Regions from separate parts of the Homo sapiens genome. Here regions 2, 3 and 4 are each linked to region 1. Evidence: chromatin contacts called from ENCODE Hi-C or POLR2A ChIA-PET data. All regions are on one chromosome and are shown on one strand. Each heading gives the region's core, a stretch centred on a gene start or an enhancer-like site at or near the end of the contact. The rest is flanking DNA. Distances are from core to core; before and after follow the strand shown. Region 1 has its middle 29 kb from the start of LINC01247. Region 2 holds the start of SOX11 (SRY-box transcription factor 11). Region 3 overlaps RNF144A (ring finger protein 144A). Region 4 overlaps GRASLND (glycosaminoglycan regulatory associated long non-coding RNA).

Region 1 (7,282 bases), core at 1,437-3,936:
AGAAATCCCATGATTCTGACGTAGTCAACAGTTGGCATTTTGCAAACTGCTGATTTTGGACGCCTAAAACATGGACAGATTAGAGAAATGGACTATTGCAAACTTTGGGAATCACCGGAATCCTCTTTTAACTACCAGAGCCTCTAAGGAGGCTTATTTCTGAAACTTAGTACCAATTATACATCCTTCAGTCATCACGATTTAGCAACTCTTACAGAAAGAGAACAGAAAAGAAGAAGATGAGTCCAGGCTCAGACAGGTGCACAGAGTCGGTGCTGGGGAGGTGAGGGGGCACCTGATGGCTTTTGTTTTTCTAACGAAATGAGAGGCAATGCCATCTGTGGGCAGCATGTGAGGGGAGTGGTGCAGAGGGGAATTATGGGTGATGAGCTTGAATAGAAAAACAAAGGTCTAAAATAGTTAGTGCAGAGAGTGGGATAATGAGCTTAGTAGAGGAAAACCGGTAGGATTTCTTAGAATTTTTGAGTGAGAATTGAAATTCTTAATTATGAATGTATGAAGATGATATTATACTCTTTTGTCTTTTTCTAAACATTCTATACTGGTGTTCACCTTCACAGATAAAGGCATGAAGACTATATGTGAATCTAACCAAGATTAGTGTTTTGAAAAACAAATGGAAGGAAACAGCAAGCATGCAAGAGAAATGACGGTCTTTCTAAAGGGAAAGTTATTTTCAAAAGATGTAGTAGATTGAACTATTGCTTCTTCATATTCACTCTGCTTTCTTGTAAAAGAATTATATACAGTTGCACCATGCACGGGATTTGTAGTGTCTCCCATTGGAGAAGTATGTATCCTCACCCAGATGACATCAAGCTTGTTTGTGTGACTTGCTTTGGCCAATGGCATGTAAATGAATGTGGCATGTATCACATCTAAGCCAAAGCATTGAGAGTCGTGTTTTGCCAGCCATATCATTTGCTTTTCCACCCTTTGGGAAACGGTTGAGTTTCTACTCACACTGCCTCTGATCCTTTAAGCCAGAAGATCAAAGCTATCTTCATCCAACGTGGAGTAGCTGATAAGGCAAGCTACAGTTGGCCCAGCACTGTTTGGGGTAATAAACGTGAACCTTCTGATTTGCTTTGGGGCTATTGTTATTTCAACTTTGTTTCCACTTACCCAAAACTTCTTATTCCATTAGCCCATCCTAACTCAGTCTTTTACCCTTTGGACTTGATGTTAGTATTTTGTACCTTGCTGCTTGAGCTTGACTCTCGGCTCCAATGAATGCCTCAGGGACTTTTCTGGAAATTTTCCTGGCCTTCTCTTCTTCCAACCTGTCCAGCTATTCCTGCACTGTCTGGACCCACAAGCTCAGAGAAAGGGCAGATTTGAACAGTTCCTGTTCTGAGGAATGCTCAAGGGGGACTGATTGTTCCTGATTGCAAAGGCTACGTAGTAGGTTGTGCCTCCTCCTCAATTTAACTAGACACAGAAGATGATACTCAGGGCCCTTAAGGAGGTCATTCCAATCTGGAGAAGCTGGTTCTAATGAGATCCAGTAGCCAAGAAAGAAACTTGTATCAGCCAATTCAAGTGGCTTCTGCCACAAACGTAGCATAGATTTTCCTTGAAAATCTAGGTGCATTGTTTTCTAAAGGTCTTCTTTTGAGCTCAAGACATTCAGGCTGTACTATTATGCATATAGCTTAGAAATATGATTTTAAAATAAATTAAAGCCTAAATATTGTTGGAGATATGAGAAGTGTTGCAGACTGAGTTGTTATAAAAGATGTTGCAAACAAATTGTATCCTTTGAAGTCCTAACCCCTGATGCGACAGTGTTTGCAGATGGGACCTTGGGGAAATAAGTAGGTTTAGATGAGGTCCTGGGCTCTGGTCCAATGGAAGAAACACCTGAACATTTTCTCTGTGTGTGTGTGTGTGTGTGTGTGTGTGCCTGCATGCACCAAGGATGTCACAAAAAGGTGCCCATCTACAAAACAAGAAGGAGGCCCTGACAGAGAACAAATTGGCTAGCAACTCGATCTTGAATTTCCCAGCCTCTGGAAGTGTGAGAAATAAATTTCTGTTGTTTAAGCCACCCATTGTATAGTATTTTGGTATGGTGACCCAAGCCGACTAACACAAAAGGTAAAAAGAAAAAAATATGTTTTCTATGACAAATCTGACTCAATTTTCAATATTCCCACTTACTAGAATTTTGTGAAAATCTTTTGGTTTACAATATTTCCTATTTAGGAAACAGTATACCTAAGCTCAGTCATATTTTACTGCCTTCATTCATCACCTGTTCTTAATGAAAAAGAAATTTAAGTAAGTGAATGATGAGATGGATCAAATTATTCTCTAGAGCTCTAGAGGGTGTTTCATGCTCCCTAGATGGTTTATAAATTCTTGAACATTTGTATACAAATTGATCAAACATGCAAATCAGTAATCTGGGACTGAAAAGACAGAAATGATCTTGGAAATTGCATTTAGGAAAAAAAATTACAGTATCGTGTTGGTAGACACAAAAGAACTTTGATGAAAGCAGCTGTTAAATTGTTAATTTAACAAAAAGATGGAGCTGATGATTCAAAAATGATCAACTAGGTTGCAGATATTCTGCACTCTGAATAGCATAGGCTGCACAGCATTCAACCCTCTCCTCTGCTGTAATTTGAGGCTGCATTCTATCTGCATTAGCAGAACTGTTAATAAATCACATGAGCAAGAAATGAGGAACTGAAAATCTGCAGGTGTTTGATAATGCCTCAAATATCTTCACCACATGTTTCAGAGGAGTCATGTGAGTTCAGAAACATGACTTGGTGATTACTCACTGTATTGCTCTGGCTGCAGTCTAGCTAACTTCTACGGGATACATTTAAATACAGGTTAGGGTCACTATGATGTTTTCTCCCGTCTAGCCCTCAGGACTGGCTTCGATCCTTTGTGTACAGTAGATATCGGTACCCATTGGTCAACTCATGGTTCCTTTGCCATGGAACATTTTTTTCCTTGACAAATCCAGATTTGTTCTCATTCTGTCCCTCTCTCTCTATCCCACCTCTCTCTCTCTCTCTCTCTCACACACACACACACACACACAAAGATATTTTAACTGTGAATAGAACAGTAAAAGAGAAAAGTTGTGCTTACGTAGTCTCTAGGTTTGATATAAGCGTTATTATCCAAAGGACGATTCTTAGTGTTATAATTGAGAAAGTATGAGCTGAAGTCTGTAACTAAAACATGAACTCAAGGTTTGGCATCTACTAGTAACTGATTGGACACCAAAAATTAAAGGACTTACCAGAACCAGTCTTATAAGGCAGGTATTGTTCTCTATAAGAAATCTGCAGGACAGGGGATGTGACAGCCTTTGAGATGTAAGTCTCAAATTCTGGGAGCCTTTGACATGGCGTCTGATGCATCTTGATATCCTAGAAACAAAGCCTTTAAAAGGGCAGAGGTGAGCTGATCATCAAGCACATGTGATCTGACGTTCAGGACAATATTCTTTATTCTAATTCAAATCAACTCCTTGATTTTATTTTTCTTTCCTTCTTAAATGCTTTTCTTTCTCAAATCAATTTTTAAATAGAGAAAATTCAACCTTGTTCTATAAGTATGTTTCCCAGGTGTGTTTTATTTAATTCTGTGCAAAAGATCAAGGGAAGAAAGAACCCTTGATACTCTCCTGAAAATATAAATATACACTCATTAGCACTTTTGACAAGATGGTTCATACAGTGCTTTCAGCCCAATAAGGAGACATCATTGTAACAGTAGCACAGGGCTCTCCCTGCATTTGTGTAGAAAGGACAATAGCCAAGTAATTAGTTTTAAGAGAAGACTCAAGATTCCACTTGTCCACAGATATTCCCACCAAAAAGTAGGACTTGGCCCAAAACTTTACTCTTAGAAAAAAAAAATATTCTGAGTTACAATAGATTCAGTTAGGAAAAAGTTATTGGCAGAGAACCCTCTGAATTACCTGGAGGTGGAAGGAGGAACCCCCATTCTTACCCCACTAGTCCAGTTTTTCCAACAGAACACATGTATAGACCTCTGCAAGTATTCTCAAGTATATCTGATTCAACTAGCCATTTTCCTGGTGGCATGACATTTATGAAACAGCAGGTGAAAGGCAAACATACACAACTCCAAGAATACCTCATCAGGCAGAGTGATGACTGTGAAGAAGTGAGTAGAGGCCCAGGATTCAGGGGAAATTTTCTTAAGAACAAAATCCAGGCCCTATCACCTACTCTTGTACACTTATCTTCCTAAGCCTCAATTTCGTCATTTGTGTAATGAGAATAAGAATCGCCTTTACCTTACAAAGTGGTTGTGAGAATTAGATCACACATGTCAAGTGCGTATTGCAAAATAAATATCCATCCAAATATTCTCTATGTCTGTCTGTCTGTCTGTCTATCACTATCTATCTGTCTATCTATCTATCTGTCTATCTATCTATCTATCTGTCTATCTATCTATCTATCTATCTATCTATCTATCTATCTATCTATCTATAGTATTTAGGTCTCCCGTAAACAAATGCAAGAATAAGATAGTGACAATCTAGCCTTAAAAAGCAAGGGTTTTATTGAAATCAAAATCATTTTGATTTAACTGAATTATATGACTTTAAAAGTAGCCATATATACATTGGTAGTATTACTAGCATCACTAGAAGAATTACATAAAAATGATAGCAATGATAGTTCCATTTATTTTAGCTACACATATTGCCTCAGATTATTAGATCCAATTTTGAATTCTGTTTACTAAGATATATTTAACAGGTATCTTCATATCTTCATATCTATCTATCTATTACCTGTCTATCTATTTATCTATCTATCTACACACACACATATAGTTATAGATGAATGCTCAGAGAAGAGCAATCTGGATAATTACATTTAAAAGCTAAAAATGAAGAAACTTGCATTAAGGAGAATGGTATAGAAAAAAAATACTCAGAAGCACAATATAATTATCTTCAAATATTTGTTAGACTGACACGAGAAAATGCTTAGGAAAACTGTGAAGGGCTTTATGGAGTAAACAATCTGTTAGAAGCTGAGGAAAGCAGAAATAATCACAAAATTTGAGAACATTTCTAATATTTGGAAATATTCAAGATAATACAAGATGTCTTGCAAAATATGAAACCTGTTTATTCAATAAAAACTTACTAGTTGCATAGTCTACTCAAGGCACCAGTTTAGATATTATAAGGATTCAATAGATCTATACAATATTGTTTCTGTCCTTAATAAGCTAATAATCTTGAAGCCAAAATGGTTACTGGGTAATCATGTGATATAGCAAAGTAGAAAGAATGTGCTACAAGAGTGGAAAGGAAAATGTTGCTGCTCTCCTCATTAAGATGGTGTATTTCTTTCCCTATTCCCAAAAAGAAAAGTCTCTGAAGTTTAGATCAGAATGAAACATTTTAGTTTGGATAGAAAGAGATAAAAGATGAAGTCAGATTTAAGAATAAGACTCAACAATTAACAGGAATAGAAGAAAGATAAGTATTTTCTATCCTACATTGTTCAGTCTGCATTTTCAAAGAATGCCGTTAAAAGGATGTAATTAGGGGTAATGAGGTGCAAAATTTCATGTATAAAAAATGATCTTGTTAAGGGCAGTTTAGGCAGATAGTGCAGCTAAAAAATGAATTTTAACTCTCTACTAACTCTATGCCAATATTATATATCCCTGACTTTTCTCTATATCAAATTCCAGTAGAATTTTTTTAAGTCAGAAATTTAAATGAATCTGGTATACAAATCTCCTTTTGATTAAAATTATTTGAGTTTTTTTTTTCATTTAAAAGTGGGAAAATCTTATCACAGTCTTGAATAATAAAATGCCTTTTGTTCAGCTCTCATTGATTAGTCATCTTCTTACCCACATTGATCAAATTCAGGAGTCTGGACAAAGTGTCTATTACAGAGATGCTTTCCTTCCTAACAGAGGTTAGGAAGGTAGTTGGTCTGAGTACATCTCTGCAGTTGAGTCCCTCTGTTCAGCCTCACCCTCCTTAGCAAAGAGCAGAATATTCAGATGAGGTGGCTGATTCCCAGGCTTTGATAATCCTAGGACCCTTTTTTAAAAATGTATTTCTTAACTCTAATCTCATACATTTGGTCAATGAAAAACTGAATGTTTCAGCACTTAAGGTCAAAATATGTAGTATACGTATCATTTTAGATGTTATAGGAAAGCAAGCAATAGTATAAGCCTGGGTAAGTGGCAAAGGTTTCCAAAATATCTTTAAAAAAATTCTCCTATTAAGTTTGGTATCTATTGTGACAAATCCAATAAAACCCAAGATGATCCTTAGTTTGACATTCATTTGAATACACATTTAATTGAACATTTTCAAGGTGACAAGATTGACCGTGCACTAGAAAAACTCACAGATACTTTCAGACTGTGGGAGAAACTGATGAAGAAGCTCATGGTTCCTCTGCAGTGTGGTGAGTTCTCTCGCAGGTACCATAGAGTGATGTGTCAGAACCCTGATGAGCTTCTCAATCCTGCGGAATGTACAAGGCAAAGCTTTCTGATAGAGATTACTAACTTGAACTAAAAAAGAGTTAGTACAATTTTAACAGTTTTGAAAAAGCCAGAAGGGCAACTCTAGCAACTCCATGATTCCATCATAGGCTGTCACAATTGCTATTTCAGAGTGTGTGTTTGCAAGTCATTGTTTATTCAGATCCGTGTCAACACAAGTGTGTGTTCTTTTCTGCCTTGAAATTTCTTCTTGTTCCAAGTTTCACATTTTTATGGGAATATATAGGTACTTATTGCATTTTAATTTTTGTTAACAATGGAACAACAGAAGGGTAAAAAATGTGGTTCTCTCTGTTCAACTCATCTCTAAGTGTAATGCTGGAGGAGAGAGGATTATGTCATGTGGAAACTAAGGTAGAACAAAAGGTTTCAACAGCAACGTTTCAACCCCGGGAGGGTCTCAGTCTATACTTTTCTCCACCAGGTCCTCCTCTGGTGCAGCATGAGAATGGGAGGAGGAGACATCGTCAGTGTTTCCTCCTGAGTTCGCTTGCCAGGGGCGCCAGCTTTTCACGAATTCAAACAACAATGACATGGACAGGTTTACAGTAAAATATGTCTATCCTGAAAAAGAAAGGAATTGACAGCCAACCCACTGGCTGTGCTCATCGCTTGCTGAGCCGCACCAAGCAAGGCCATCTTCTGAGGATCTACAAATGTGTGGCATGGTAATGATCTCACCTTCCAAGGAGCTATGACGTATTTA
Region 2 (7,282 bases), core at 4,750-7,249, 650 kb before region 1:
ATATGTCAGATCATAGTCAAAATAAGTTTGAAGCCCCTGCCCTGTGCTATCCTGCCCTGCTGATACTCTGTGTTTTCCTTAATTGTGACAAAGATGAAACTACAGAGGCAAAACGAGAAGAGTCATGCCTTGCTTGCATTGCAAAGGGACGTGGATTTTGTCCTAATGGTGAAGGGCATCCTGAGCATGACGCTGGCAAGTCCCATGGTCCCTGTTGCATGTTGGAATGAATAGTCTGTCTGCAGAGTGGAAACAGGGACATCAGTTTGGTGTCCATTACTAAAAAATGTGTAAAGCCCAGAGGAAAACTGAAACATACACACTGATGGTCAAAACATGCAGGAGGAAGTGAACTCAGGAGTGACTCGGGTAGGAGAATTGACTGAGCTTACTGGGGTATGTGAGCAAATATGAAAATCCCTTCATAACTTACACAATAGTTACGGTATGCCAGGAACCCTTTCAGGCACAGAAGAAGAAATATTAAAATAATAAAGACTACATTTGTAAACGTTCTACTGTGCGCAGCACTGTTCTAAGCACTTCATATGTATTTAATCATTATAGCAATTCTAACAAATCAAGCAGGACCTGGACTGTGTCTCTGCACACATGAGTGTGTGTGTGTGTGTGCGCGTGCACGCACATGATGGAATGGTTACTGGTATCCTATTTTATAGACTGGAAAACGAAGGCACAGGATAAGTTAAATAACTTGTGTAAAAGACACTATCAAGAAAATGAGAAAACAAGCCACAGACTAGGGGAAGTTATTTGCAAAAGACATGTCTGATAAAAGACTGTTACCCAAAATATACAAAGAAGTCTTAAAGCTTCACAATAAGCACATGAAAAACCTGATTTAAAAAAAATGGGCCAAAAACCTGAAGAGATATATCACTAAAGAAGATATACTGAGGGCAAGTAAATATTTGGAAAGACAGTCCATCTCATATGCCTAGGGAAATGTAAATTACAACAAAAATGAGATAGCACTTCAGACCGAGTAGAATGGCTACAATCTAAAATAGTGACAACAGCAAATTCTGACGAAGATGTAGAATAGTAGAAACTCTCATTCGTTGCTGTTGGGAATGCAAAATGGGACAGCCACTTTGGAAGACAGTTTGAAAGTTTCTTATGAAATTATACAACCTCTTACCACACGATAGAGCAGTATCACTCTTTGATATTTACCCAAGCAAGTTGAACACTTACATCTACACACAAAGCTGCACAAGGATGCTTGTAACAGATTTTATTCATCATTGCCAAAACATGGAAGCAGCCATGATGTCCTTCTGTAGGAGGATGGATAAACTGTGGTATACTCAGACAATGGAATGTTATGTATTGCCAAAAAGAAATGAGCTATGAAGTCATAAAAAGACATGGAAGAACATAAAATGCATATTGTTAAGTTAAGGAAGCCAATCTGAAAAAGCTACATACTGTATGATTCCATATATTTGACATTCTGGAAAAGGCAAAACTATTGCCATAGTAAAATAATCAGTTGTTGCCAAGGGCTTGGAGGGGTGAAGGATGAATAGGTGGGTGGAGGCCAGATGATTAGGGCCATGAAAATAATCTGCATGACACTATAATGATGGATACCTGCCATTATACATTTATCCAAATCCACAGAATGTACAACACCAAGAGTGAGCCTAATGTGGACTACGCATGTTGGATGATTATGATGTGTCATTGTGGATGCACTGATCGTAACACATGTACCACCGAGTGGGGGTGGTTGTGTATGTGTGGGGATAGACACTATGTGGAAGGCTCTGCATTTTCCATTCATGTTTGCTGTGAACCTCAAACTGCTCTAGAAAATAAAGTCTATTTAAAAAAATAGAATACATATCTCATATGAATAATTTCAAAAGACGTGAATTTTGGAGGCAGTACGTTTGTGGAATTATCTGGGCATTGATAACTAAAAGTCAAGCGCTCCATGATGAGAGCCACGCGGGAAAAAGAAAAGATAGTGGAACCAGAATTTTCAATCCAGGGCAGAACGCTTCTGAGCCGTAACTCTGAACACCTAAGCCAGTGTTTTTCAAACTTCAGTGGTGCCTCATTAATAGTGGGTTTTAACTAGCATTTACAGAAATGGAATGGAATGGAATAGAATAAAAAAGAGTATGAATTGCACATAAAAGAGAGATACTGATTTTTGACGCTTTGGTTTCTGCTTTATATGTGTATAGCATGAGTACTGGGTCATGATGTAAAAAGGTGTTTTATAAAATAGGTCATGATCAAAATAAATTTCCAAGCCGCTGCCCTGTGCTGTACTGCCCAACTGCTCTGGCTTTCATGGATCACACTCTGCAGTGGTCAATTCAGAGAATAAATGAGTGAAAAGCTTAACAACATTATTTTAGCTATTGAAACATGTTCTGATGAGCCAAACAGGGTAACAGCATCCACTGGTTCATTGTGTGTGTGTGTGTGTGTGTGTGTGTGTGTGTTTTCAAGGTAGGATTGTTCGATCTATACTCATTACCAGGTCTGAGGAACACTTAAGAAGGAATAAGAAGGAATGTCCAGTAGACAGAATATAACCAGATCCAAATTCAAGATTTAAGGCTGAAGCTGAGATAAATAGATACAGCTAACAATAAGGAGTGAACTCATTTCAGGAGAATAGGTAAAGGGAGAAAAAAGGAAAGGATCCTACCTTATAACTTCATTTCAGAGATGGGGAATGCATGTGGTTGCAATACTTCTAAAAATGGTGGTCAATCCATCAGATAAGTCAAATATTTACCCAGTGATATTTTTAGCATATTATTTGCTTAGAAAAATGCTTCTTTCCTAAGAAAAAGGGACACTTCTTACTCTGGCTGTGTTATAATTTTGAGAGATATCGTGAAATATCTCATCTCTTTATGTAATAGTCCTTTTACGTGACATTTTCTTTGTAAAGATGGAATTATGAAAAGGTAAAAATCACCATAAAAATAGTCATTTGTGCCTCTAATCAGATGTGACTCTTAAGATTCTGAACATTATGTATCCAACAATGTTTATGGTTAACAAACAAACTACATATCTTGCTTATAAATAAGTATATAGACAGACACACACAAAAATGAGTGAATATTGGCTCTAAAAAGATAACCAATGATCCTAATTATGATATACATTCAGTGGCTTAAAAAACAGTAGACCTATTTCCATTTTACTAAATTAGGTTTTCAAGAGGTGCATTATTAAAGGCTATATTTTCTATTTGGTAGCCTAAAATTTCTCTAAATAGTTGGTTACTGTTAATGGCGCAAACATCTGTTTTCAGAAGTAACTATTATTCCTGTAAGAAGCATGCGTACTCTCAAACATGTTCCCATATTTTTTTTTAAATGCTATACTTATTTAAAAATTTTCCCTTAGGGAGCAAAAATAAAGTATACAGATTATCATTTTTTTCATTCCTCACTCGACTACGTCTAACAACATTAAGTATGTGGGGTGAGTCCATGCTACAAAATAGCAATCTAGTTAATCTCTTGTGAAAATTGCCTGGCCTCTCCTACATGACAGGGGGGATTCAGCTGTAGCACCCGCCTGTGCCGCCTTCAGTGCCTGCTTTAGCAATCCCAATCTTTGCTTTATCTTCTCCAACAAACGGCTCATGTTGCCTTGAACAGAAATTATATTTCTTGTTCGAAAGAGCAGATTTTAACTTTTATTTCCTCTAAAAAGATCGCAGCGCTATGAGAATAAAATCTATTATTTTTCACTCCTACTATATTCAGATCATTCTCATTTTAAAGCTAAGCATGATTTTTGCTATAGCGTAAAGATAGCAAATCAATATGGAATTTGCCAAAGATTTTCAAATGCATTCTCTTTCCGAGGCCCAAATGGTAGGTGCCCTCACACTTTGCAAGCAAATAATGAAGCTGAGCTGAAATATTTCAATCCTTTTCTCTAGAGTGTGGATTTGTCCTGCAGTTGTGGGGAGGTGGGTGTAGGTTCACCTTGTGCTCCACCCCACCCTCCCTCCGGTGGTGTTCCCAATAGCTGAAAAACGTGTGAGCTGTAAGAGAAAAACAAGACCTAGTGCTCGCCGTGCGGGAGTGAAGATGAGTTTTCACACACTGCCTTGGATTTTATACATCTCCAGACTTTAAGTCACCCAGTATGAATGACTGTAAATTCTTTTGGTTCCTATGGCCCTGGAAAGAATAAATTGCCAGCATTATCAAGATTTAAGTTGGTCTGAATATTCCAAGTATTCGATGCAGTGTTTTTCTTTAGGATGAGTCGGGGAAGTGGGGGACGGGGGCGGGAATGGCTTATCGCAATGGCGGTAATTTTTTCAAATCATGATCTGTGTAAAACACGGTATTATTTTATGATATTAGAATCCTCAGAGAAGATCCAATACTTAAGAAATGTAGTATTAATTGCAGGAGGGCACCTGAAAGGAAGCAGATTCGGATAATTTTCCCAGTCCTACACGGCTGATTTCTCTGGTGAAGGGATCCGGGCAGTGTCTTAGGAACTGCTCAAAGTTCCCAGATACCCAGTGCTGGGGGGTGTGGAGAAGGCGAGGGTGGCGACAGACCATACCTATGAAGCGGTGATTTTCTTTAATTGCCCCCAGAATATCCGTAGAGGTAGTAGGGACTCAATAAAGAAACACAAAGGAGACGAACACGGCACGATCGCCGGGGTCCGCGGCTGCTCTGCGAGGCCCAGCGCGCCCCAGGTCGCGGCTCCCCGGCCGCCAGCGCACCTTTCCATCTCCAGGGAAAATATTTAGACGGGAAACTCGAGTGCACCTTATTTTCTCTTTGGTTTATGAGTGACCCAGAAGGCTTCTAGCTCACAATCGCACGATTTCAGGACGAGGCTGCCGGAGAAGCGCTGGCGACCGAGGATGGGGGAAGGACAAAGAGGAAGAGGAGGCCTGGGAAGGAGAAAGGAGCGGCGGAGGGGCGGGGAGAGGACGGGGCGGGGAGAGGAGGGGCGGGGAGCAGAGGGAGAAGGGAAGGAGGGCGCCGGGCCCCTCGCAGGGACGCCGGGCGGGGCGCGGGCTTGCTGGAGCCTGCGGGACCCAGAGCCCGCTCCGGAGCCAGCCCTGGGAGTGGCCAGCTTGAACCCGAGGGCCCCGCAGACCGTTACTCCGGCCCCCGCCCGGGGCGGGGCGCGCGGGGGCGCGGCGCAGCCCAACCCGCACAGCCGCGTCCCCAAACACCACCGAGGAGGGAAAACAGACGGAGAAAAAGGACAAAACAGAAAAATGCAAAACGGGGGAGGGAGCTCACCGCCTCTCGAGCTTTAAATTGATTTCTTTGCCTTACAAAAAGGGAGAAAGGGAAAAGGAGAGCAGAGCCCACGTGCCGGGAAGGTTGCTGTCTTCAAGCGCCACCTTCCGTCGGCCAGGGCCGCCGCGGGGCTACCGGGCGGGCTCGGGGCGGCGACCCGGGGGAGCGGCCGAGCCCCGCGAGGGGCTCGCCGGGGAGCAGCTGCGCCCACCCCGGGGCAGGCCGGGCGCGGCTGACCGCGAGCCGGGCGGAGGCCGCCGTCTCAGGCTGGGCGCGTGCCCGAGTGTGTGCACCCGGGGAGTGAGCGCGCGCCGTCCGCTGTCGCCGTCGGGCCTCCCGGGGACTGGGCACAAAGGCGCGCGGGGCCTCTCCCGGGACCCGGTCCTCGGTTAGCGCCGGCGCCCGAACCATCCCGGTTCGCCCCGGGCCGCCCGCTCCCCGTGGTGCCGCGCGCCGCTTCCGAGCATCCCGGGAACAGGCGCATCTGTGCACACACGCGGATTTTTTAAAAATAACATATTTCTAGACATGCCTCCTCTCCCCCCACCCCCATCTTTGCAAAGCAGCCCGGAGGGCGGGGTGGAGGGGCGGGGCCTCCGAGTTAATAAAGGAAGATGGGCGGAGCCGGCCCCCAGCCATTGGCTAGCTGGGGGAGTGATGTCACCCATATGACACCCTGATAACTAGTTGAGAGAGAGACCTCAACTTTTTGCAGAAGGAGCGCGCGCGCCTGGGAGAGCTCGGGGTCCGGCGCTTGCGGTAGGAGCCACGAGCCGGAGAGAGGGGTCCCGGGCTGCCTCGACCGCCGTCGCCACCGCCTCTCCTGTCGCGACCGCAGCTCCCACCGCGCCGGCGGCCGTCGTCGCCGAAGCCACCACAGCCGCTGTGTGCAGCCTGGAAGGGGGGGCGGGGGGGAGGGGGGGAGCCGCGAAAGCGGGGTGCCGAGGACTTTGCAACTTGCCCAGGAAGGTGGAGGGGTGGGAGGGGGAGGGGGACCTCCGCACGAGACCCAGCGGCCCGGGTTGGAGCGTCCAGCCCTGCAGCGGATCATGGTGCAGCAGGCGGAGAGCTTGGAAGCGGAGAGCAACCTGCCCCGGGAGGCGCTGGACACGGAGGAGGGCGAATTCATGGCTTGCAGCCCGGTGGCCCTGGACGAGAGCGACCCAGACTGGTGCAAGACGGCGTCGGGCCACATCAAGCGGCCGATGAACGCGTTCATGGTATGGTCCAAGATCGAACGCAGGAAGATCATGGAGCAGTCTCCGGACATGCACAACGCCGAGATCTCCAAGAGGCTGGGCAAGCGCTGGAAAATGCTGAAGGACAGCGAGAAGATCCCGTTCATCCGGGAGGCGGAGCGGCTGCGGCTCAAGCACATGGCCGACTACCCCGACTACAAGTACCGGCCCCGGAAAAAGCCCAAAATGGACCCCTCGGCCAAGCCCAGCGCCAGCCAGAGCCCAGAGAAGAGCGCGGCCGGCGGCGGCGGCGGGAGCGCGGGCGGAGGCGCGGGCGGTGCCAAGACCTCCAAGGGCTCCAGCAAGAAATGCGGCAAGCTCAAGGCCCCCGCGGCCGCGGGCGCCAAGGCGGGCGCGGGCAAGGCGGCCCAGTCCGGGGACTACGGGGGCGCGGGCGACGACTACGTGCTGGGCAGCCTGCGCGTGAGCGGCTCGGGCGGCGGCGGCGCGGGCAAGACGGTCAAGTGCGTGTTTCTGGATGAGGACGACGACGACGACGACGACGACGACGAGCTGCAGCTGCAGATCAAACAGGAGCCGGACGAGGAGGACGAGGAACCACCGCACCAGCAGCTCCTGCAGCCGCCGGGGCAGCAGCCGTCGCAGCTGCTGAGACGCTACAACGTCGCCAAAGTGCCCGCCAGCCCTACGCTGAGCAGCTCGGCGGAGTCCCCCGAGGGAGCGAGCCTCTACGACGAGGTGCGGGCCGGCGCGACCTCGGGCGCCGGGGGCGGCAGCCGCCTCTACTACAGCTTC
Region 3 (7,282 bases), core at 3,135-5,634, 600 kb after region 1:
TTCAGTTTTTCAGCACTATTCGTTGAAAAAAAAAACACTATCATTTACCCATTGAAATGTCATGATACTCTTGTCAAGAATCAATTAACCAGAAATGTAGATGCTTACTTTTGGACTGTCACTTCTAATCTATTAATCCATATGTCTGTCCTTATGTCACTATTACACTATCTTGATTAATATAGCTTTATAGTAAGTTTTGACATTAAGAAGTGTAACTCCCCCAAGTTTTTTTTCTTTTCTAGGTTCTTTTAGCTACTAAGAGTCTCTTGGATTTCTGTGTGAATTTTAGGATCAGCTTGTCAATTTTTATTGAAAAAAGGCAGCTGTGATTTTAATAGCAATTACATGTAATCTATTCACCAATTAATCAATCTGTTAATATATTAGTTTGGAAGGTGTTGCTATCTTAGCAACATTGTCTTCCATCCACGAACATGGGATGTCTATTTTTTAGGGCTTCTTTAATTTCTTTTAATGATGTTTTGGTAGTTATTAATATACAGATCTTACACATCTTTTGTTAAAGTTGTTTCTAAGTATTCTTTCTGGTGCTATTCTAAATTATGTTTCTTATAATAACATATAGTTGTTACTCATTCAACCAATTCCTGCCCTTGAATGGAGTGTTTAAACCATTTAGCGTAATTACTGATAACGCTGAATTTATGTCTGCCATTGTACTATTTGTTTTCCATGGATCGTAATGTTATTTGTGTTCTTCTGTTCTTCCGTTTTGCCTTTTTTTTCATTAGTTTATTTTTATCCTCTTTTAATTTTATTTTTATTTTATTATATACTTCTGAGTTATTTTTCTCATGATTGCCCTGAGAAGCAAGCGTTTCTGTGGACTTGCACCTCTCTCTATAGGAGACTCACTGGGCAAAGCCGAATGGCTGTGATTGAAAAGGAGGGGACAGAATGAAGATCGAGGGACAGTTTGTTATCTCAGAATTGTCTGTGTTGATGGATTTATTCATTAACTTCTTGGTGGATTTTTTTTTAACATAGTAAACCTCAGTTTTTTCTCCAGTTTACTATTATGCTTCACAACTGTCTGACTGGATAAGATTTCTAATGTCAGTAGCCTTTCCTCTGGGCTTGAAGAAAGGCTTTGTGCCCTGCTCCTCTCCTCCCTGCTCCTCTAACTGCCTGTGTTCTTCTCTTGTTTCTTAGGCATCCAGTACCCTGCTGACTCTGACATGCCCCCAGCCTCCCCCAGCTCTGCAGGGAGCCCTGGTGCCAGAGACCTTCTCCCATTTCTCCCTATGGGTGCCTGACCTGAGGGCAGAGACATCTGAGTGTGTATAAGCACAGCAGGACACCAGGACCTGGCCTGAAGACATTTCCTCTCCTCCCCTCTGGATTTCTCAGAGGTAACTTTGAATTCGGAAAATGAAGGCTTCCCAACGTTCATTGATCTCTTCTTAGTGGAATCTCAGGCCATTGTTGGAAAAGATAGTAGGCCTGCCTGGGTGGATTTTTCTATACCTGTTAAGCCATACCATAAAGGCAATTTTCTAGTAGGTTTCCCCGGAATGAATTTTAAGATAGTGTTCAACACATTATTTTATGCCATCATAGTTGTTTATACTTTGGAAAGATTTCCAGGTTTATTCATTTGCTGCTTTTAACAATCCTTGGAGTCTCCTGTTTTAGATCTCCCTGATTCACTAGAGAACACGTGGATTGAGCTCCTGCGTGTGCCAGGCACAGCTCTAACTCAGAACTCAGTGAGGCAGCACCAGTGCCTGCTCTCACGAAGATTCTGTGTTTGTGAGGAATACAAGTGGAGGATGGGGGTAGGGACAGTCAGGAAGAGACAGACAATTCTCATTTGACAGTAGCCGGAAGCAAATTATATACTATGCAACAAGGCCTAGATATTGTAGAGAAAAGAAAAAGTAGACCATGTCTAGTACGACGGGGCAGGTTGCAGTTTTAAGTGGAGTGGTCAGGGAGGTCTCTAAAGGTGAAATTGAACATGCACTTTAAGGAGGCGCAGTAACTAGCCACTTAGCATCTGGGCAAGAGCGCTGTAGACAGAAGGGCTGGTGGCTGCAGCATACGGACAGCTGGAGGAGCACCCAGGCCAGCCTGGCTGGAAGGACTCAGCACAGAGCTGTGAGCTGGGACTGGGCAGGGCATAGTGGGACCTGGCTGTGCCTGCCATTGCAGGCTGTGGGGGAATTCTAGGTTCATGATGGGATATCAGTGTAGGGTTTTAAGCAGAGAAGCAGGGTCTATTTCATTTTAAATGGCTTACTCTGGCCTCTACATTGAGAATAAACTGTAGAAGGTGGAGGAAAGGGTAGAATCCGGGAGACCATCTTGGAGGATATTGCAGATGGCAGAGGACAAGGCTACAGTCCAGGAGACCATCTCAGAGGACATTGGAGAGAGTGAAGGATAAGGGTAGAGTTCAGGAGACCATCTCAGAGGACACTGCAGAGGGTAGAGGACAAGGCTAGAATCCAGGAGACCATCTCAGAGGACGTTAGAAAGGGCGGAGGACAAGGCTAGAGTCCAGGATACCATCTCAGAGGACGTTGCAGAGGGTGGAGGACAAGGGTGTAAAATCCAGGAGACCATCTCAGAGGACGTTGGAGAGGGCGGAGGACAAGAGTAAAACCCAGGAGACCATCTCAGAGGTCATTGGAGAATTTTACTTTAGTAATCCAGACAAGAGAAAGTGGGGCACACTCTGCAGATAGCAGTAGCAGCAGCAGCAGGGAAAAGTGGCCACATTCTGGATAGTCTGAAGAGAGAGCCCTTACCATGTCCTTCCAGAGTGGTTGTGAATATGAGGAAAAGGGGAAAGTCTGTAATGACTCCAGGCACTTTAGTTTGAGTAACTAGGTGGAATTGTCACCAGTGGAGATGGAGTAGGTTGCAGCCAGAGAAGGTTTGGGTGCAAAAAGGGATTCAGAGGCCGGGTGCGGTGGCTCACGCCTGTAATCCCAGCACTTTGGGAGGCCAAGATGGGTGGATCACCTGAGGTCAGGAGTTTGAGACCAGCCTGGCCAACATGGCAAAACCCCATCTCTACTAAAAATATAAAAATCAGCTGAGAGTTGTGGCAGGTGCCTGTAATTCCAGCTACTCGGGAGGCTGAGTCAGGAGAATTGCTTGAACCTGGGAGGCGGAGGTCGCAGTGAGCTGAGTTCGTGGCATTGCACTCCAGCCTGGGTGACAAAAGCGAGACTCCATCTCAATTTGAAAAAGAGATTCAAAGTTCAGTTTTGAACTTGCTGAGTGTGAGAAGATTATAAGCCACCCACATGGAGACACCGAGTGGGTGGTCCTATCCAGATCTGATCGTTTAAGAGGGCGGTATGTGCTGGAGATGTGATAGGAGTCTTTGGCCTCTGTTTGGTATTTCAAGGAATAAGATCAGATGAGATCCCCAGTGAAAGAAGAGAGGAGTTGTAAGGACTGGGCCCTGGGGCATTCTAGCTTCATGAGGAGCAGAAGAGGACAAGCCAGCAAAGGAGAACAAGAGGGAACAACCAGGGAGGAAGCGGGGGAACCAGGAGCATGGAGAGGACTGAGAATGGAGGCTCGGATCAGTGCCAGGACCAGTGGTCCAGTGGCTGTGGCCACACAAGCTGGATTGGAGAGAAGAATGCAGGGGAGGAAGTGGAGACAGGGATTGTAGACAACTCAGTTGAGCTTTGCGGCAAAAGGGAGCAGAGTTTGAGGTGGTATCTGGTGGGGTAAATAAGCTTAGGAGAATTATTTTTCAGTTGGAAGCATTATCAGCATGTTTAGATGCTGATGGGAGTGATTCTGTAGAGAGTGAAATATTGATTGTGTGGGATGGAGGGCTGCTGAAAACACTTCTTGAGTAGGAGAGAGAGATGGGTTTGTGGAAAAGTGGAGTTACTGGCTTTAGGAGGAACACGGATAGTTACCAGTGGGGATGGACCAAATGACAGATACATGCGTGGGTGGTGCTCGGAGGAGGAGGCTCTGCAGTTCTCTTCTGATTACCGACCTTTCTTTGTGAAATGGGAGTCAAAGCCAGCATCTGAGCATGCTACATGGAGAGGGATTGGAAGTTTGCAGAGACCAGGAGGCAGCAGAAAGTCCTCTAGAGAGATGGAGGTGCAGAGCGGTCACCTGAAGCATTCACAGCCCACTCGAAGCTCTGGCTCCAGACTGAAAGAGCCACTCTGGGTGACTGCATGCTTCTCTAGACAGCCCTGATGGGGAGTTGAAGTGTGCAGGAGGTCAAGGATTGAGTGATCTTTTGGCCAAGCTGAGAGGGACACAGTGAAAGAATGGCTGGAATTGGTATTGTGTGCCAGGGAGAGAGGATCCTAATCTCAGAGGGCACTGAGACAGGGAAGTGAGGAGAGAGGACAGCGGGTCTGAGGGAGGAAGGAGCAGAGGAGGAGCCATTGGAGATGCGGGAGGAGGCCGGGCACTATGGGCCTGGGGTGATGGAGAAAGGACCTGCAGTGGCACAGGCAGTGATCTGAGGTGGTGTGAGGAACCCGGAATGTGGGGTGTCTGCGGGTGCTGCAAGTTCCAGTGTTCCTCCCAAAGGCTCGGCTTCTCAGTCATCCTGTCTCACGTTTTCATGGTCCGTACTTTAAAAGGGCTGCTGGAGAGATCTTCCCCTCCACTTACCCGATTGCCTACTTACCCCTTTGGTGATACTGGGAAGGCATTGCTAAGGTGTCACGGTTGCATTTCCTGGCTGGGGCACTGTGGCCCAGATGTGGCCACTGTGAAAGTTGCCATTTGAAGTTACCCCTCCCGCTTTCTCTTCCATTCCTTGGAAGATAAGTGCATTCTAATTTTATGTTTATTTTTTAATCTTAACTTTAACATATTAGGATTATTGCATCTTTCCCTGCAGTGCTTTTGCTGGCCCCGAGATAGGGTCTCCTCAGGTGTGAGGGAGACATTAAAGAACCCTGGAGAAAACACATCACGAGGCCAAGTAGAATTTTGTGTTCTCTCTGTTGGCCACGCCCACCTCCCAGGACGCTGTGTTTGGGAATCTGTCTCAAACAAATTCCAAGAACTGTGAAATGGCTTCATATTCACAAAAGAGTCATGGTGAAGTGGCCAAAATACTAGAAAATGACATTCCAGCACGAGCAAAGATTTTTTAAATGTTTAGAATTTATAAAGAGAGGTGGTTTTCATGGACTATAAAGCAGCCTCAATCCAGCCTTCAATGATTGAAGTAGCTAATTTTGAAATACAGGTTTTTGTTCTGTTTTGTTTTGTTTTTCCCAAGTAGGAAATATCAGTAGTTTAAAAAGAAAAGAAATTGTTGGTTAAAAACTTGGCCTTGGCCATCACTCAGCCTTTGGACCGGCCACGTTTGGGAAACTGCAGCTTTGTGTGGCCGGCTCGTTGATGGTCTGCTTTTGGCTAGCTGGCCTTTAGGGCAAAGGTCATTTTTAAAGCATGAACTAGAAGCGAAAAGACCGATACCTTGCTCTAGTTCCTCCTGGTTTCAGAGTTCCTAATGTGTAGAAATGAGCAGTATTTTTAGAAATGGAAACAGAGATGCTCTTCTGAGATGCAGCGGCTGATGGTATTGTTACAATCAATCATAACCACATTTTCCACATTTAGCTCAGTTACAGTTTTCTGGGGTTTGTTTACTTCTGTTTTTCAGACTTTGGGCCATTTTCCTCCATATTCTGTGCTCTAGGCTATGATGTTAAGTCAGTCTGTTGCTGGGTCAGTCTTCTCTGAGCCTTCCTGGTGTTTATACATGCCAAATTGGAGGGAGACGGTCAACTACTGGCAAGAGAACAGCAAGTGCCTGTTTTCTAGGGCGGTATAGATTTCTCTAGAAAGATCAAGTCAGCATTTAATGAGCATCCATGATGTGCAAGGTCCCATGCTTGAGGCTCCCAGGATAAATGAGGAGACACAGGCTGACTTCTGTTTGTAAGAATGTGGGTTTTTTTGTTGACTTTTTTTTTTTTTGGGTAATGTTGACAAGGTGAGGATGTGGATTCCAGTTCCCAAAACTGGGGCACAGGCCAGAGTAGAACTAAGACAATGAGAAATGGATGCTGACTGTTAGAAGAATTATCACAACCAAGGCAGTTTTGAGCCTGCTGTGAGGAAAGAGATGAGGAGAACCTGGGCCCTGGAACAGCAGGGCTGGGGAGCCCCTTGGAGCCTGGAGTCTGAAGATTTGCCATCAGGAGGAGGTAGAATCTGTCTCCTGGGCAGGGAGAACCATTCAGATGTGTCAAGGGTAGTGATGTGATTCAAAACAAAAGGGTTCTGGATGGTTGATTGAGTGATATCATGCTTCTGGGATAAAGGGAAGAAGACCCAGTAGGAAATGTTGGGTCATGAGGCTTAACAAAAACAAATGTATTTTTGTCCTTATTTTAAACATACAGTTTCTTTTGATTATTCCCAAAAGCCTAACAACAGAACTTCATAGACACATGCATATACATTCATTAAAGAAATATCGTGCCTGCTCTCAGACTTACAGCTTCATCAATAACTTCTAATTTTAGCTCAATTTAACACTGCCTTATTAAATATTAATGAGAACACCATTAGTATCTTGCCTTTATAATTTGTTATAAAATGGGTAACATAATTCAGTCACCTCAATCTTGATTTAAACCTGACCTTACTGATTTTAATGATCTGTTTTATGAGTTGTGTTTCATAATTTATCTCAGTGCTTTAAAAATTATTTTTCCTTTTTTCTTTCTCTCTCTAAATATATATGATATAAATAAATATAATACCTATAATTGTATGTACATAAATATATAGTCAATGTAAAAACATTTCTTTGAATTTAAAAATAAGGTGAAACCTCTTCTGGTAGAACACAGGGCTGACCGATTTGACAGTGAGAACCTCCTTTGTCTCTTAGGTTATTAGAATCAGCTAAATATACAAATAATATTGACAAACATGTAATTGAAGCATTTTTAATAATAAAATCACGTATTAAGATTTTTTTCAAGCTCGTTCTTGAGTATATTGACTTAAACAAAGTGCCTCTAAGTGAAAAAGTAATGAGTACAATTATTTATAAAGTCTTAGTATAGTCTCTTGATGTGTTTCCCAGAAACTGGACTTGAATGACTAATGTCTTGGTTGTACATTATTTACATATCTGGTGGTTCCCAAAGGTTTACTTTTGTGGGAAGATCTGCTGATTAAGTTGTCAGCTGATCACTCAGAGTTAGTTTTTTCTTTTATTACTATGTGATTTTTGGCATATATATAGAAGTTCAAGACTTGAGTTTCATTTTTACAATGTATCTTCTAG
Region 4 (7,282 bases), core at 1,379-3,878, 560 kb after region 1:
TATTTGCCTACCACAACCTGGTGATGCCTGGCAAGATCCTTGTAGTTGAAAGATTTAATTCAGGAACAGCTTGGTGCATATCTACTGTGTGGTGAGACCTGTGCCAGACGCTATGGGGAATATCCAAGAAGAAGAGTCAGGCTTTTCATCTTTGAGAAATTTACAAATGTTAGGACAAGAGTTAGACACACGAGAGAGTTAAACAACTGAGTAAGAGAGGCAAAGCAGTGATAGAAAAGGCACCTGCCGTGGGACAGCCTGGCTTGAGCTGCAGTACCGTGTTTGATTAAGGGTGCGATACTTAGGTTCACAAAGGCCCAGTTTCCTCATCAGCAAAATGAGGGATCAATGCAGATTAGTGTAAGGACTTGAGTTAATTATACAAACAGCTCTTGGTGGCCTCTGGTAACTACTAACAGTTACCAATGAGTTCACATCATGTGAAAGCCATCCTTCATAATCTGAGGTAATGCAGGACAAAATAGATAAAAACTCATGGCACAGTTTGAAGTCCTGATAATTGTCATGAGCAAAAAGAGAGGACATTTGGGTTTTGGGGAAGAACACCTTAGAGAACAGGAGGCTTAAGACGGCTGCCCGTTAGTTAACTTACTCATTTAGTATGCACCTATGATGTATCAGCTTTTATAGCAAGTGCTAAAAACACAAAAATGAGCATAAGATTGTTTTGTCGCTAAGGTGCTCAAAGTTTAGTGGAGAAGGCAGTCTTGTAAACGAATAGGTAAAATAAGTGTTGAAGGATGGTAGAAGTAGCAACAAAGTTTTAACACACACACACACACACAAAACATGGAGGACTCTGGTGGTCTTTCATTCTACATCTTAATGGGAATATTGAGATGAGCGCTTCGCCAGAGCTCAGGTCTGAAAAATCCGGTAGAACATAAACTTCTAAAAATGTTCTGACTACTCATCCATAAAAAAAGAATGAATTAACGGCATTTGCAGCAACTTGAATGAGATTGGAGACTATTATTCTAAGTGAAGTAACTCAGGAATGGAAAACCAAAGGTTGTATGTTATCATACTTAAGTGGGAGCTAAGCTATCAGGATGCAAAGGCATAAGAATGACACAGTGGGCCTTGGGGACTCAGTAGGAAAGGGTGGGATGTGGGTGAGGGATAAAAGACTACAAATTGGGTGCAGTGTATACTGCTCGGGTGATGGGTGCCAAAGTTTCACAAATCACCACTACAGAATTTACTCATGTAGCCAAACACCACATGTTCCCCAATAACCTATGGAAACAAAAAACAAAACAAAAAAATGCTCTGCTCTGTTTTGTGAGGGGTCCAATGTCGGCCTTCAAGTGGCCTCAAAAATCAGAAATACAGACATGTGTGAAGCAACTTGATATAAGACAGCACAGGGTGGTGGGAGCCAGGGTGAGCTAGAGAACATACTCCTCTTAGAGGTGTTCAAGTTTTATAAAACATGACACTCCCCAAATGAAATACCCCTGAAGATCTGACTTGTCTTATCAGATGCCTGTTTTCAAATTCAAGTCACAGTGCCACCATGACTATCCCTAATTTATTCAGTGGTATATCAGGCATTAGCTATTCACTGAAAACTGGTAACCTTAATCACTGTTCCTTGAAGGAAATATTTTTACTCCCTGTTGTAAAGACTTTGAATAGTTATTCATACCCCCTTCTGTGAACATGAGAAAATTATACTTTCTCACCCTCTTTCAGTTAAGCAAAGCTACTAATTCCGGCCAATTATGAGTGCATTTAACTGCTAGTACAAGGCTGTACAACATTTGCTTTTGGGTCCACAGTGATTACAGAGGAGGCCTCATGTTGAGATGGCTGAGTCTAAAAACAGGCAACCTTGATCTTGTGTGCTTATTGGGAGGATAGTATTGGAGAGACAAATACGGTCACAGCAAACTGCATATATGGGACAGTTCACATTTTGAGATTACTTGTTACTGTAACACAGATTAGCCCGTCCTAACCAAAATGATCCCATAACAAATAACATTCAGATTGTCTAAGGCTAATGATGGAGATACAATTTCAATAGGGGTTAAGGCATTGGACTTCATAGTCCCATTTCACAATATTGACCAAGATTTACATTCTCCCTGGGGGTGGCTCTACAACTGATGGAATCACAATACTCTCGGTCTTGGGGGAATGCGCCATTGCCTCCTACCACTGGACACACAATTCTTCTCTTAACTTAAACTATATGGTCCTTAAGGGTAGAGCGCATATTTTAGCAGCTAAAAAGTTTTGAGCCCTGAAGTGGGCATGCCAAGTATGGTGTTAAGTGCTTTGCATAATTTTTATTTTAAATGCTCAGAGAAACCATAGAAGAGAAGTGTAATCATCCTTCATTTCATTGCTAAGGAAACTGGAGCTGAGGGAGTCTAACTGAAATGCATAGCTAGATCTTGATGAAACCTAAACTGACTTTGGCAGCAAAGCCCGAGCCAAGCTCAGGCAGAGGGCTTTGTCCTTCTTTCTTCCAAACTGCCTGGGACTCAGCTTCTGGGTTTCTGGGTTTTATTTGTTGTTGTTATTTGCTTGTTTCAATCTGTGAAGCCTGCTCTCCTCTTGATGATTAGAAACTGTGAGTGCATGTCTTCTTTAGAGGAAGTGGCTTGTGGTCTTGCCCTGTGATCCTCTGATAAGAATAGGTTCTCAGAAATACAACCCAATAGACCAAACTTTCACACGAAGATATGAAATGAGAGAAGAAGGAAGGAGAAGACAGACTGATAGAGTTCTTCATACACATGCAAGATGGGGAAAGGAAAAAGAGGAATTTGCATTCTTTCATTGGACTATTACATTCTTTCATGTCTAATGCCAAACATACAAATATGATAATATAATAAGAGAGTAACAAAAGTGGTGTGAGCACAGCTCAGCAGAAAGATTGGCTAACCCAGGGGAGTGACAGAAATGTTACTAGAGGTGTCAGTGGTGCACTGGAGTTTAAAATAGTAGGAGAAGTTTTCCAGGCCGTCAAGGTGTGGGGATTTGATGAGAGTGTTTGCGTTTGTTATTGTTGTTGATGGTGGTGGCGATGTGTGTGTGTGTGTGTGTGTGTGTGTGTGTGTAGAAAGAGAGAGAGAGAGGAGTTTTTAAGTACTGTATGTATTTTAAGGAGATTGAATAATCTAAGGTGAGGAGCATTTAAAATAATAGCAGAATAAAAGTTAAATACTTAGAAACATACAGCAATGAAACAAAATGACCTCTAAAGGGCCTTTTAAGTATGTTTCCATCCAGAAAGGGTCTCTATAGCCCCTATTTTTATTTTTTATTCCCATTATCCCCCAGAACTTTCCATTCTTAGGTGGCATCCAAGATTCTGTCCATTCCTGCTCAAGCCCACCTGCCACCTTTATCCATAACAGATAAACCTCCTGGTCCTACCAAGCCAGACAATCTATTGTCAGGAAAATGTTTTATGATTCTCTTCTTCTGCAATCTTGCTGGAGCTCACTTTCCCCATCTTACTGTCTCAGGTCAGGTTCCCTGGGAAACAGACTCTGAGATGGAGGTTGGTGGTTAAGAGATGCTTAGGAAGGGTTCCTGTAGAAGAATGAGGACACAGGGGAGCTGGGATGCATTTGCTGGGGAACTCTGGGGCTAGGGAGCCCTTCAGTGTTGTCCCAAGGTATGCCAAGCGATTCTCAGAAATACAACCCAATAGACCAAACTTTCACACAAAGATATGAAATGAGACATATGTTATGTCCCAGGCAAGCGGTTTTGGAAGGAGTTTTGCAGGAGGCAGCTACCTTTGGCCAAGATTGATTCCTGGGATGTGAGCCTTCCACAGCCAACAGTCCCAGCTCACGGGATAATGACTGCCTTGGTTCTGTAGGGAATCTTCATGAAGCATTCAAGCATCCACCTTGCGATATATCACCTGAGCCCTGTTCAGTAGGTGGAATAGCAAGTCCTGTTTCTCCCCCATAGCTCTTTATTTTAAACCTCACGTGTTACCATGTGGCAGCATCCACTAGGAATGAGCTGTGGGCACCTGAGTTGTTGCCCAGGACACAGACCTGGATTGTGTACTGTGTTCCCCTTGCACCTATCTGCTACCTGAATTTCTTCCAGGTTCCCATCTTTTCCTAGCTCTTGGCTATCTGCCTCAACTGTGCTCTCATGTCTAAGACTGAATGACTTACTCTGCCTACCTAGTATTGTACTTGGGCTCTCCTTCAAGACTCAAGTACCTGTGAATTACTGCTACTCAAAACCAGTTTACAGTGAATGTGTTAGCTTTAGTTGTTAGTTTAGGCAAGACCATGCTGGCATAACAAATAAACCCTAAAATTTCAATAGCTTAACACATGCAGGTTCATGTTCTCCTGAGGATCATCCTACCAGTGGGCAACCCACAGATCCAGCTGACTCCATTTGGTGGTCCCACCACCTCAATATGTGGCTCTGTTATCACTGGGATGGTGATGGGCAAGTTCAGTGTCATGAAGGTCTTTCTCATTGCCTTGGCTCAAAAGTGAGGCTTATGTCTACAGTCTATGGAACAAAATGAGTCACATGCCCTGGCCTGACTGTGAGGGGGCCAGAAAATCTGGGAAAATGCATGGCTATTTAGTGAGCATTAAATGTTTGCCCACAATGAGGTCTGTCTGCTGTTAAATATAATCATTCTTTGAGACTTGAGAAAGCCTTTAAAAATTCTGTCAAGCCCCAAGGGCCATATTCAATTGATTACTATAGAAAAGCAGTGTAATAAAAAGTTAAAAGACCTCTGAATCAGCCTTCTGTAATATTACCATGTGTGCCTTGAGCAAGCAGGGATCCTGGATCTGGCATGGCCTCGGTAAACCTCAGTGTTCCCATAAGTGAAGTGAAAAGATCAGACAAAACTTTCTCTTGGGTCCTTTTCAGTTCTAAGTAGAATCTACGGAGCTTGCATTTGAGCCATGCATAGAAGATCCGGTTAATAAAGAACCACAGAAGATTCATTTCTTTCATTCAACAAATTTTTATGAAGTGCCTAGAACTTATCTTGCCATTGCTGGATATGATGGCAAACAAGAGAGACGCGTCTCTACTTTCTGGGAGAATGCTAGGAAAAATATCTTTACTTTTTAATTCACATGTTAATATTTTCATTTATTGTCATTTATCTTGCCACCTTTGTATAACACTTTTATTTTTATTATAACCCTTGTTCTCTAAGTTGCAGTCATGAGTAGTCACCTTCCATGCACTTGTATTAGTTTGCTAGGCCTGGTGAAACAAAGTACCACCTTCTGAGTGGCTTAAACCACAGAAATGTATCATCTCACAGTTCTGGAGGTGTATTAGGGTTCCTCAGAGACACAGAATCAATAGGATAGAGATAGATAGATAGATAGACTAGATAGATGATTGATAGATGGATAGATAGATAGATAGATAGGAGATTTATTATGGGAATTGGCTTACATAATTATGGAGGCCAAGAAGTCCCACGATCTGCCGTCTGCAAGCTGGAGACCCTGAAAAGCTGGTGGTGGAATTCAGTCAGAGGCCAAAGGGCGGAGAACCTAGGGGTGGAGTAGGGAGGGGGAAGCACGCTCTCATGTAAGTGCTGGAATCCTGAGGCCCGAGAACCAGGAGCTCTGAAGTCAGGGGGCAGGAGAAGATGGATGTGCCAGCTGGAACAGAAGGAGCATATGTGCCCTTCCTCCTGTTTGTTCGCGCTCTCCAGAGATAGGGTGATGCACGTGGGTGAGGGCAGATCTTCTTTACTCTAAGGATTCAAATGCTGATCTTGTCCAGAAACACTCTGAGAGATGCACACAGACATACTGTCTTACCAGCTATCTGGGCATCCCTTAACCCAGTCAAGCTGCCACTTAACATTAACCATCACAGGGGGCTAGAAGTCTAAGTCAAAGCTTTGGCAAGATTGGTTCCTTTTGAGGGCTGTGAGGAAGAATCTGGTCCAGGCTCCTCCACCAGCTGCCGGTGCTTTGCTGGTCATCTTTGGCATTTCTTGGCTTGTAGAAGCATCACCCAAATCTTTGACTTCAGTTCACATGGTGTTCTCCTTGTGTGTGTCTGTGTCCAAATTTCCCCTTTACATAAGGACACCAGTCATATTGGATTAAAGCCCACTCCAGTATGATCTCCTCTTAACTAATCATATCTGCAATGACCCTATTTCCAAAGAAGGTCACATTCTGGGGTACTGGGGCTTAGAACTTCAGTATACGAATTTTAAGGAGGCACAAGGTGTCCGTGACAGTGCTGTGTTAAGTGACTGGAAGGATGAATTTCCTTTTTCACTTGCACTTTCTTTCTTGAAGTTTTGTTTGAAGCTGCTTGAAGACATCTCTGCATCCTGTCTTATGTGGATGCTACTCCCACTGCAGAGATTATTCGAGAGGTTGGAAAGGTTGGAAAAGAAAGAGAGGATGCTTTTGAAGGGAGAAGGGTAAGAGTACAGACAAGGGAAGCTGTATTAGTCTGTCTGTTCCCACACTGCCAATAGAGACATGCCTGAGACTAGGTAATTTATAAAGAAAAAGAGGTTTAATGGACTCACAGTTCCACATAACTGGGGAGGCCTCACAATCACGGCGGAAGGCAAGGAGGAGCAAAGTCACAGCAGGCAAGAACATTTGCAGGGGAACTCCCCTTTATAAAACCATCAGATCTCATAAAACTTATTCACTGTCACGAGAACGGCACAGGAAAGACCCACCCCCATGATTCAGTTACCTCTCACCTGATCCCTCCCATGACATACGAGAATTATGGGAGCTACAATTCAAGATGAGATTCAGGTGGAGAGACAGCCAGACTGTATCAGAAGCTTTGCCAAGAAGACCCGGAGAGTAGCAGGAACTCTCCTCTGTTCTTTGGCATTACCCTGTGAAGGCTGTGTGGCTCACCTGGGGACTGTGCCTCTGGCAGGAAAGTCTTGTGCTGTCTGCTCCTGAGAGAAGGCATGGCTTCTGGAATGAGATGATCAGTAGCACAGATGGGCTGAAGATGAGACGTTACATTCCACATTCCCAGAACCATAATATCCCCCAGATTCCTCTGTGTCCTTAAGGAGAGAAAGTCAGAATGAGAACTGACATTTGATTTCCTGCTACTCTAGAGAAACAAGAAATGGAATTTGTTAATTTTTAAAATAAAAAAAGTGAATTTTCTATATTTATGGAATGTGTGATTACAAATTCACATAAACTTCCTTGTCTAATTTTTTTTCTTTTCTTTTTCTTTTTCTTTCTTTTTTTTTTTTTTTGAGACTGAGTTTCGCTCT

The links. A loop is a pair of places that touch in the nucleus more often than their neighbours do. ChIA-PET counts read pairs that join two places held with the same protein, here RNA polymerase II (POLR2A). Pooled maps may share reads with other maps.
Region 2: a pooled map shows a loop between it and region 1 (3-fold over the local background). The contact joins the promoter of SOX11 here to the enhancer-like site in region 1. A Hi-C loop is called at or near these places in 1 of 168 maps with a recorded cell type or tissue (OCI-LY7), 5 of 37 single-sample maps with no recorded cell type and 5 of 50 pooled maps. POLR2A ChIA-PET finds 5 or more read pairs at or near these places in 1 of 52 experiments (OCI-LY7).
Region 3: a loop to region 1 is called in a map with no recorded cell type, with 12 times the contacts of the local background. The contact joins two enhancer-like sites. A Hi-C loop is called at or near these places in 3 of 37 single-sample maps with no recorded cell type and 4 of 50 pooled maps.
Region 4: a loop to region 1 is called in a map with no recorded cell type, with 14 times the contacts of the local background. The contact joins two enhancer-like sites. A Hi-C loop is called at or near these places in 8 of 37 single-sample maps with no recorded cell type and 4 of 50 pooled maps.

Annotation. Positions count from the first base shown.
Region 1 is chr2:6,342,990-6,350,271 of GRCh38, forward strand. No RefSeq gene overlaps it. Among named protein-coding and RNA genes, the nearest start is that of LINC01247, 29 kb to the right of the region's middle. RefSeq lists enhancers at 2,681-2,730, 3,211-3,260. Within about 2 kb of position 2,687, at least 2 of the 41 ENCODE cell types and tissues checked have a DNase peak (open chromatin) inside an H3K27ac peak, as active enhancers do; they include OCI-LY7, where a contact is called at or near this core.
Region 2 is chr2:5,686,385-5,693,666 of GRCh38, forward strand. It overlaps SOX11 (SRY-box transcription factor 11), which reads left to right and starts at 6,000. Exons shown (of 1, transcript NM_003108.4): 1 at 6,000-7,282. The coding sequence starts at 6,338. LINC01248 (long intergenic non-protein coding RNA 1248) reads right to left here and starts at 4,734. Exons shown (of 5, transcript NR_110580.1): 1 at 4,591-4,734. LOC124908052 (a long non-coding RNA gene) reads right to left here and starts at 4,579. Exons shown (of 2, transcript XR_007088653.1): 1 at 2,693-4,579; 2 at 1,244-1,371.
Region 3 is chr2:6,939,772-6,947,053 of GRCh38, forward strand. It overlaps RNF144A (ring finger protein 144A), which reads left to right. Exons shown (of 9, transcript NM_014746.6): 2 at 1,177-1,376. Among named protein-coding and RNA genes, the nearest start is that of GRASLND, 25 kb to the left of the region's middle. Within about 2 kb of position 4,385, at least 4 of the 41 ENCODE cell types and tissues checked have a DNase peak (open chromatin) inside an H3K27ac peak, as active enhancers do.
Region 4 is chr2:6,907,288-6,914,569 of GRCh38, forward strand. It overlaps GRASLND (glycosaminoglycan regulatory associated long non-coding RNA), which reads right to left. Exons shown (of 5, transcript NR_033997.1): 4 at 6,906-7,063; 5 at 4,989-6,377. Among named protein-coding and RNA genes, the nearest start is that of RNF144A, 6.5 kb to the right of the region's middle. RefSeq lists enhancers at 2,469-2,518, 2,649-2,778. Within about 2 kb of position 2,629, at least 5 of the 41 ENCODE cell types and tissues checked have a DNase peak (open chromatin) inside an H3K27ac peak, as active enhancers do.